Linked DNA regions of Homo sapiens: region 2 is linked to region 1. A link is an interaction called in ENCODE POLR2A ChIA-PET data of the cell type or tissue named here. Cell type or tissue: OCI-LY7. All regions are shown on one strand. Region 1 has its middle 27 kb from the start of IRAG2. Region 2 overlaps DNAI7 (dynein axonemal intermediate chain 7).

Evidence for each region. ChIA-PET counts read pairs that join two places held together with the same protein. Peaks named below come from ENCODE experiments on the same cell type or tissue, not always from the same donor. Only the 100,000 strongest peaks of a DNase experiment are listed, where the experiment ranks them.
Region 2: POLR2A ChIA-PET joins it to region 1 with 23 read pairs; 4 of 35 experiments call an interaction of 5 or more read pairs at or near these places.

Annotation. Positions count from the first base shown.
Region 1 is chr12:25,023,483-25,028,482 of GRCh38, reverse strand. It overlaps a transcript of IRAG2 not described here. Among named protein-coding and RNA genes, the nearest start is that of IRAG2, 27 kb to the left of the region's middle. In OCI-LY7, CTCF peaks have their summits at 4,249 and 4,455; DNase peaks (open chromatin) are centred at 2,362, 2,832, 3,052, 4,492 and 2 weaker places; H3K4me3 peaks cover 3,911 bases; H3K27ac peaks cover 3,888 bases.
Region 2 is chr12:25,152,996-25,157,995 of GRCh38, reverse strand. It overlaps DNAI7 (dynein axonemal intermediate chain 7), which reads left to right. Exons shown (of 16, transcript NM_018272.5): 5 at 2,584-2,685; 6 at 3,540-3,677. Among named protein-coding and RNA genes, the nearest start is that of DNAI7, 40 kb to the left of the region's middle. In OCI-LY7, CTCF peaks have their summits at 2,538 and 2,739 (motif pointing right); DNase peaks (open chromatin) are centred at 145 and 2,725; H3K4me3 peaks cover 812 bases; H3K27ac peaks cover 637 bases.

The DNA.
Region 1 (5,000 bases):
CAGGTTGAGGTTGGTAAACTACAAAAAAATAAAAATAAAATTTAAAGAAGGTACAATATCTGAAATATTTCCTGATTTAGAAATAAATAAAATCAGACACAATTAAATTAAAAATTGCCATATAATATAAAAAGATAACAAATCTGGGCAAGAATGTAGAGAAATTTGAGCCCTCATGCACTGCTGGTGGAATGTAAAATGGTGCAGCCACTTTGAACACAGCCTGGCAGTTCCTTAAAAGGTTAAACGTAGAAACAAGGCCAGGCGTGGTGGTTCACCCCTGTAATCCCAACACTTTGGGAGGCTGAGGCGGGCAGATCACTTGAGGTCAGGAGTTTGAGAACAGCCTGGCCAACATGGTGAAATCCCATCTTTACCACAAATACAAAAATTAGCTAAGCATGGTGGCGCACGCCTGTAATCCCAGCTACTCAGGAGGCTGAGGCAGGAGGATCCCTTGAACCTGGAGGCAGAGGTTGCAGTGAGCCAAAATCATACCACTGCACTCCAGCCTGGGCAACAAGAGCAAAACTCTGTTTCAATAAATAAATAAATAAACAAACAAACATAGAAACATCAAGTGACCCAGTAATTTCACTCCTAGGTATATACCCAAGAGAAATCAAGACATATGTACACATAGAAATTTGTATACAAATGTTCATAGCAGACGATTCATAATAGCCAGAAAGTGAAAACAGCCTGAACACCCATCACCTGATGAGTGAACAAACAAAATTTGATATATCCATATAGAATATTATCCAGCCATAAAAAGAGGTGTAGTACAGCCGGGTGCAGTGGCTCATGCCCGTGATCCCAGCACTTTGGGAGGCCGAGGTGGGCAGATCACAAGGTCAGGAGATTGAGACCATCCTGGCTAACATGGTGAAACCCGGTCTCTACTAAAAATACAAAAAATTAGCTGGGTGTGGTGGCGGGTGCCTGTAGGCCCAGCTACTCGGGAGGCTGAGGCAGGAGAATGGCGTGAACACGGAAGGCAGAGCTTGCAGTGAGCCAAGATTGCACCACTGCACTCCAGCCTGGGCAAAAGAGCGAGATTCTGTCTCAAAAAAAAAAAAAAGAAAAAAAAAGAGGTAGTAATACATGCTATATCATGGATGAACCTTAAAAACATTATGCTAAGTGAAATCAGCCACACACAAAAGGCAACATATTATATGATTTAATTTATATGAAATGTCCAGAATAGACAAATCTATAGAGACAGACAATAGATTAGTGGCTGCTTAGGGTTGGGGAGAGGACGGTGGGTGGGGGATGGTAAAAGGGATTTCTTTCAGGGTGATGAGAATGTTTTAAACTTGATTTTGGAGATGGTTGTACAACTCTGTGAACGTACTAAAACACACTGACTTGTATACTTTAAGTTGATGAAATTTAAGGCATGTGAATTACATATCAGTAAAGCAGTTGCCAAAAAAAAAAAAGAAGGAAAAGGAAACTAGCTTTTATATAACTCAAATATTTTGTAGACTAAAAGTTTCAGAATTTATAACCAAAGTTTAGTTTGTCAATGAGGCATAGACATTTTCATAAAATAATACTGGTTTGACAGAAAAAAAATATTTTACCAGTATTTGGGAAGTGCTTACTTGGTGCTCTGTCTCAGTTTTAGACAAGTCTTCAATCTTCTTTTCCAGTCTGTCTATATCCATGATGTTCTTGAAATTCTAATGTAAAAGATAGTATTCTTGGATTTAGCACCAAGAAAAATAAAAGATGAGGACAAACAAAGTCTCTTTTAGGAGGTGGTATTTCATCACTCTCAGTATTGCCTTTTTATCTTCCATTCAACCTCAGCCACTACTCCCATAGTCATAAATTCAAACTTGTTATTACCAGTCACTGCAGCCCCTCCATTACCTTAACTGCAAGCATCCCACCGTTCAACAACCACCTCTTGGCTTTCCAGATTACTTCCTCTATACCCACAAACCTTCAATCCCCCCTGGAACCCGCAATCCATTGATCCGACCACCTTTTCATTATCCTTCAACCTTCCCATGAACTCAGACCCCTCTTTATTTAGCTTCAGTTCTTCCCTGGGCAATCATTATAATCATTCCCTTCCAAATGCCTCCATTCCCTGCCTAACTCCTGCTTCTTAGCATTTACCTAGATTAGCTTACCACCCACTCCACACCAGCACCCTTTCAGATGAACATGCTTAAAGAAAGCATGAACAGATAGGTCACAGGTTTAATTCATGGCCTTTAACCTCAGTGTTTACTGGTGATCATATCATATCATCCTGGTATATTTATACTGCCTTTTACCTAAATCAGGGGGTGGCAAACTATGCCCAGCCCCCTCACTCCACCCCTAAAGACCAAATCTAGCTGACCACCTGTTTTTGTAAATAAGGTTTTATTAGAGCACAGCTGTGCCCATTCAGGTACATACTGTCTATGACTGCTTTCACAATACAAAGGCAGAGGTAAGTAGTTGACACAAAGGTCATTTTTGTGGCTAGCAAAGCCTAAAAATATTTACAATCAGGCCCTTTACAAAAAATTTTCGAACCCCTAGCTCATTTCATTCCTTCTCTTTCCTCAAATTTCCAATAACCCCTCCAACATCCTCACTCTCAGCTGATGACTTTGCTTTGTATTTCACTGAGACACTAGAAACAACCAGAAGAAAATTTCCTTCTTACCTGAAAACATAACAAATATCTTTGGATATATTACAAAGCATTTCCTGATCCAAACACTTCTGTCCACCTCCACTGCAACTACTCAGTCCAAGCCCCCATCAGCTTTTGACTGGATCATTGCAAAGACCTCTTAATTGGTCTTCCTGCTTTTTCTCTTGCCCCGCTACAATGGATTCTAAACCCAGCAGCCAGAGTTGTCTTGTTAAAACGGAATTAGATCATATTACTCCTTTGCTCAAAACACTTCAATGGCTCCCATCTCACTCAAGTGTTTTTTTTGTTTTGTTTTGTTTTGTTTTAAAAAAAGACAGAGTCCTTAGGATGCGTGTGTAAGCCCCTTGTGTCTGGACCCTCCAGCTCTTGGCCTGCATCTCTTGCTACTTGTTCACTTTGCTCCAGACACTCTGGCCTTGCTGTCCCTCCAAAATAGCAGGCAGGCTGCAGCCTCACGATTTTCAGCTATTTCTTCTGCCTGGAAGGCTCTTTCACAGATAAACCTCCTTTCCCAGTTTTGAATCAAAGGATTAGCTTCATAAGGCTGCTTTTCCTAACCACCCTAGTTTAAATTGCACTCCTCTCTGCCTCAGTTCTGTTTTCTGCTTTTCTTTTCTCTATAGCTCTTTTTACCGTCTAACATACTAGTTCCACATGAGCTATTTTGCTAAGCTCATATAGTCAGCACTTAGAATAGCTCTAAGATCTTCCAATGAATACGTGTTGAATGAACAAAATGAATGAATGAATAAAAGTGAATCACTACCCAAACCATTGTGATGTTACTCTTCACAATGCATCAGATTTTTACCTCCCAAAGGAATCTTAGCTAGTGACAACACTTATATTCGTTTTCTAATGTAAGTCAATAATTGCAATGCTATTTCATGATGAAGGGCTTTCAATCTTCCTTCTATCTCAATTCTGAACTGGTTTGGTACAATTCTTTGATACGTGTCACTCATCTAAATAAGAGGAGAAAAATATCTTACATTAGTAGTTTAATTGTAAATCACTAGTTTCACAAAAGCCTGGCCTTGTGGCTATACCAGCTCTGAATCTAATATAGGCTTTCTTTCCAAACTTTAATTGTTCCTTTCCAATCCACTATGAAATTTTAAAATACCCACTTGGCCCACATTTTGAATAACTCTCCAGATTGTGCTGCATAGCTTCATAAATACTTCTGATAGCCTCACATAAAAGCAAAATTTAAAAACTGGCATACTACTTGATATTCAAATGGTGTCTATTATAAAAGGAATTTTCCCAGCAAAATAGTAACTTGCTAGTAGCTTGTTCCCTGTTCTTCCAATGCTTCAATTTTGTTGCTTTAAAAAAATTATATTCTTTTTCTTTGAGATTATACTAATATTTCCTAACATTTATAAGCTACATTGTGGTTTACCAAATGGCTTCACGTGAATTATCTTAGTTAATCTCGAAAATAACTCCATGGCATAGGTACTATTAGCCCAGAAAAGATAAATGGTTTTTCCAAGGTCCTTTTTTCAGTGAATTTAAGATCTGAATCGTAGACTCAAGACTCTTGCCACTTTGTTCAATGGAATTAAATGGAAAATGATTAGATAACATCCATACTTTCCTTCTTGATTTGGATATTTTTTAGATGGGTTCATTGTATTTCATCTTAAATTTGAATTTCTTAAATCCCATTTCTTCCAAGGATAATTGCAAAAGTAACAGTTTCTCTGTTCAGACATGAAAATCCCATCCATTCCTCCTCACTTGTAATTTGACAAGTCAACCTGCTCTCTGGCCTATAGGAGGCTATATTTACATGATTTTTATTTAACCCACAGCCATAAACCACGATGATATGATTTGCATGTTTGTCTATGCCAGTGTTTAACGATTCTGACATACCTCTTCCTGTAGAATCCGAATCTTAAGAATCAGAGCCCGGTTTTCTGTCTCCTAATTCATTGTGAGAAAAATAATTAAAATATATTTAAGATGTTTATGAAAATACCACATATTTACCTCCAAGGCTGACATTCTCTACCAACTTTGAATGTAGCATTCACCTATCACAAATGAGCCTACTCTGAAAATATTTTCAATGTGGGGTTAAGCCTTGGCCTACAGGTACTTGGGGATCTAAGTGAAGTCATTCTCCTCCTGGACTCAATGTAACTATGGTTGTTAGGGAGGAAAAGACAAAAGAAACAAAAAAGTAACAACCTGGCTTCTTTCCCTGCTACTTCATTTATGACAGGTAGTTGTAAACTCAGCTATTTAAATAGCACCTTGAAATCACAGAGCTCTAGAGTTCTATTTGAAGCTGTGGATATTCTCAGATGCA
Region 2 (5,000 bases), 130 kb before region 1:
AGCCTCCCAAAGGGCTGGGATTACAGGCGTGAGCCACCATGCCTGGCTGCCAAGACTTAGATCTAAGCAAGTCTTGCTGCAGAGCCTATGCTTGTAACCTTTAAGCATACATGAATCTGTTGTATAGACAAGATAACAGGAACAAAAAAAAAAAAAAATTCAAAATATTCAAATTCTACCTCTCCTTTTTTAGTTTCACTTCTCTGTTTCACTAGAATCTTTTAGATCAGTAATTCTGAAATATTCTGGTCTCAGGACAAAACTCCATTACTATTAAAAACTGAAGACCCTCCAAGGAGCTTATGTTTATGTGGATTACATCTATCAATATTTACCATATTAGAAATTAAAACTAAAAAATTTTAAACTGCTTACATTAACAGACATTACATGTTGATAAAAATAAATTTTATTAAACATAAGTAAATACATGGATATTTTTAAAGAAACAACTTTTTTTTAAAATTAAGGAAATGATGGCATTGTTTATATTTTAAAAATTTATTTGATATCTGACTTAACAGAAGACAGCTGGATTCTCATATCTATTTCAGTATTCCATCTGTTGCAATATGTTGTTTTGTATGAAGCATATAAGGAAAATCTGGCCTTATACAGATATGCAATTGAAAAAAAGTAATATTTTAATAGCCTTTCTGATAATTGTGGATATTCTTCTTTGATACTGTATCAAAACTTTTTTTTTTTTTTTTTTTTTGAGACGGAGTCTCTCTCTGTCGCCCAGGCTGGAGTGCAGTGGCACAATCTCTGCTCTCTGCAAGCTCCGCCTCCCGGGTTCACGCCATTCTCCTGCCTCAGCCTCCCGAGTAGCTGGGACTACAGGCACCCGCCACTGCGCCTGGCTAATGTTTTTTGTATTTTTAGTAGAGACGGGCTTTCACCGTGGTCTCAATCACCTGACCTCGTGATCCACCCGCCTCGGCCTCCCAAAGTGCTGGGATTACAGGTGTGAGCCACTGCGCCCGGCCAAGTTGTAGTTTCTTAATGTGGAATATGAAACCATATCAGTCAACTATTCATACTCTGTTATTTTAAAACATTGATCTATCTTACCCTCTGAACAGATCTTGTTTTCATACATGATTTGGCATTATCATGTGTTGCTTGCTTGAAAAGTTTTGGTTTACTGAATTATTTGCTTCCAAATGTTGATGTAATTGATTATTCATTATCAAAAATCACATACATTAGTATAATCACCAACCAAATCAGAAGATTTTTTCATTTTTTTTTTGAGACAGAGTCTTGTTCTGTCACCCAGGCTAGAGTGCAATGGCATAATCTCGGCTCACTGCAACCTCCACGTCCCAGGTTCAGGCGATTCTCCTGCCTTAGCCTCCCGAGTAGCAGAGATTACAGGCACCCGCCACCGCGCCCGGCTAATTTTCGTATTTTTAATAGAGATGGGGCCAGGCTGATCTCGAACTCTCCTGACCTTGTGATCCATGCACCTCTGTCTCCCAAAGTGCTGAGATTACAGATGTGAGCCACCACGCCAGGCCCAAATCAGAAGTTTTTAAAGATCGGAATACTTTCAAGCTTACAGTGATAGATACAAGTTTTCTAAAATTTGAATTTTTGCCTGACAGCTTGAATTTTGTCATTGGCAACAGATATTTTGAGTTGTATCCTTGAAGTGACACACTCCATTCATTCATTTTTGAGAGAATGTCTACCAAATTAGTCAAATAATTGCACAAGTGATATTTCTCAAGACAGTATTGTCATTCGATATGCAGCAGAAGAGCTTTATGCTGACTTCCCATTTTATCCAACAGGCTATTAAAAAGACATGTACTTAGGGTTCAGATTTAATACAATTAATAATTTTCACCTCTTCATCAGGGCATTCTTTTTTTTTTTTGTAACGTGATTTAGAGTCTTGCCCTGTCATCCAGGCTGGAGTGCGGTTGCGCGATCTTGGGTTAGTGGAACCTCTGCCTCCAGGGTCAAGCAGTTCTCCCCCTTCAGCCTCCTGAGTAGCTGGGATTACAGGCACACGCCACCATACCCGGCTAATTTTTGTATTTTTGGTCGAGATGGTGTTTCACCATGTTGGCTGGTCTCGAACTCCTGACCTCAAGTGATCCGCCTGCCTCAGCCTCCCAAAGTGCTGGGATTACAGGCGTGAGCCACTGCACCCATCCATCCGGGCATTCTTTTGTGAAGCTGGCTCCTTCCCTTCACCTCTCCCCCTAGAAGTAGTACAGTTTGGGGTCACTGTCTGATCTGTGCTAAGACATCAGCACTTTCACACCATCTTGCACAATCAGTGCAAATAGATACACGATGAAAAAGTCAAATAATGTTAGTATTATTATGGAAATAGATTTGACCTCACAGATCCCAGGTTTTAGGTACCCATCAAGAGTCTGTAGATCACACTTTGTAAGCCACTGTTTCAGATGAAACCTTTTGGAGATATCAGTTATATTCAAACTAATTTTAATATTCATTTTGAAACTGCAGTTATATATTTAGCCACGTCAGTTTTAGATGCTACTTGTGAAACATAAAGTTAAAATTAAAGAGCTGATCAATGTATCTGTCCTTGTGCAACAGGATCTAGAAAGGAGAAATGAAGAACTTGAAGAACTTTATTTATTAGAGAGGTGTTTTCCTGAAGCAGAGAAATTGAAACAGGAAACTAAATTGCTTTCTCAGGTAGGACTGATTTCTCTTTTTTAGCTAATACCTTTGTCACCACAAGAGGGAGGTGTAGTCCAATTTTGATGCCAAGAAAAGAAACTAAATTTTTCTGTTTTAAAAAACCCTCTCATCTGACAAATTGATTGCTTATGGCAAAGTAAACTAACATAACTTTGTAGAAAGCTATTTGTCAGTAATAATGTCCTTGAAATGTTTATATTCTTTGACTCTGACTCAATTGCTGGGAATGTATACTTAGGGAAATTATGCTAAATTAAAACGTAAAAGCTTTGTGCTTAAGGCAATCTAGTCTTGCTCAAAACTGCATAACTTTGGAAATAATATAGGTGAATATCAGGAGAAAAATGAAAAACTATTATAATATGGCTAAAGATTGTGGTATAATCAAGTGAAAAATTCTAAGTACAGTACAATATGATTACAAATGTGAAATTTGCATAAACTACAAAATGAATGGAAGGCCTTCTACTAAAATGCCAGTGGCAACTAGACATTAGTAATAACTTGGGAAGTAGAAATTAGCCTAAGTGTTGGCCTTTGCAAATAAGCAGCTCTATGATTAGAGAGGAAAACTAAGCAAAACAAAACTACTTATAAATAATGCTTTAAAAATAAAAATGTGAAAGTATTTTAGTGCTTCTATGTATCTGAATATTAAGGATTAGAAGTTACTTGGATAAAGAAGAACTTGGTTATTTTAGAGCTCTCTCAAGTTACTGGTTAAAGCCATCATGTTTTTATCTAAGTTGGTTAAACTAGGTTATAAAAATTCACCTTCAAAAAAGAAGTCATTTAATCTTTGGTTGAATCTTCATCAATGTGAACCTTTAAACATTTTTATTCCACAGTGGAAGCACTACATTCAATGTGATGGGAGTCCTGATCCTTCAGTAGCCCAAGAAATGAACACGTTTATTAGTTTGTGGAAAGAGAAAACAAATGAGACTTTTGAGGAAGTGATTGAGAAGAGTAAAGTAGTGCTAAATGTAGGTATTTATGCATTTTCCTATAAACTGGCTATTACAAATAGTCTGATATTAACTCAAAATAAAAATTAATATATCATTTGCCAAGTAATAACACTACTGCTTTTGAACCCTTAGCAAAAGAAGTAATTGGTAATCTTTTCATTTTCTTTTTTCTTTTTTACAAGTCCTAAGAATTCCTTGCCATATTAGCTAAGGTCAGCATATCATAAAACATTGATTATTTGTCTGTCTAATCAAGAAAAAAAAATCAAGTTGCATGCATTCATGTAGATAACTCGGGTGGGGGTAGTGGGTAATTTTATCCTCAGTTGGAATATCCACTGTTCAGTAATTTAGTACCCATGATTTTTCATGTTTACTAGGTGCCAGGTATACACTCTGTTAGACAGTGGGGGTACAAAGACAAATCAGAATATTCTAACTTTTGTTCCTGCAAATAGGATGGTTAGACTAGCCTGAGAAGCTGCCACTTTACAATGCACTTAAAAATACTGGGGGAAAAAAAACTAATTTATTAAAAAAAATTTAAATTCATTGCTTTAATCAAAAAAAGTAAGGTAAAACCTTAGAGGCCATAAAACAATCCAGAAAGTAAGAAGGTCTTGAAGCCATGGCTTCATAGCTAACTAGTTAGTGGCTTAGCTAGCTAACTGCTATGGCTTAGCATTGGTTCAAAGGGCCATCAGGAGGCAAAGCCTAGAGTACATACAAGGTGGTAAGTTGAACCAGAGACTCCTGTATGGCTGGGAGCCTCAAAAGACATTATGGATAACAGGAAAAATTTATTGTGCAAAAGGAGATAAGATGCGTTTGGCTTATCTTTAGCTTAGTGAATAAGAAACAAAAATGTCTCCACTAAGAATTTTTATTTATTTATTTATTTAATTAATTTTTTGAGACGGCATCTCGCTCTGTCACCCAGGCTGGAGTGCAGTGGCGTGATCTCGGCTTACCGCAACCTCTACCTCCCGGATTCAACCAATTCTCATGCCTCAGCCTCCCAATAGCTGGAATTACAGTCATGTGCCACCACACCTGGCTAATTTTTGTATTTTTAGTAGAAATGAGGTTTCACCATGTTGGCCAGGATGGTCTCAAACTGCTGACCTCAAATGATCCAGCAGCCTCAGCTTCCCAAAGTGCTAGGATTACCACTGCACCTAGCCAAGAATTTTTAATGAGGAGTGAATCAAAAGTTGGATTGGAAAATTTACCAGAAGACAGCACAGAGACAAAGAGATAGAAAATATGAAAGAGCAGTTGACAGGCATGTATTATAGAGTAACAAGGGCTAAAAAAGAAAAGAAGGGATACAGAAGA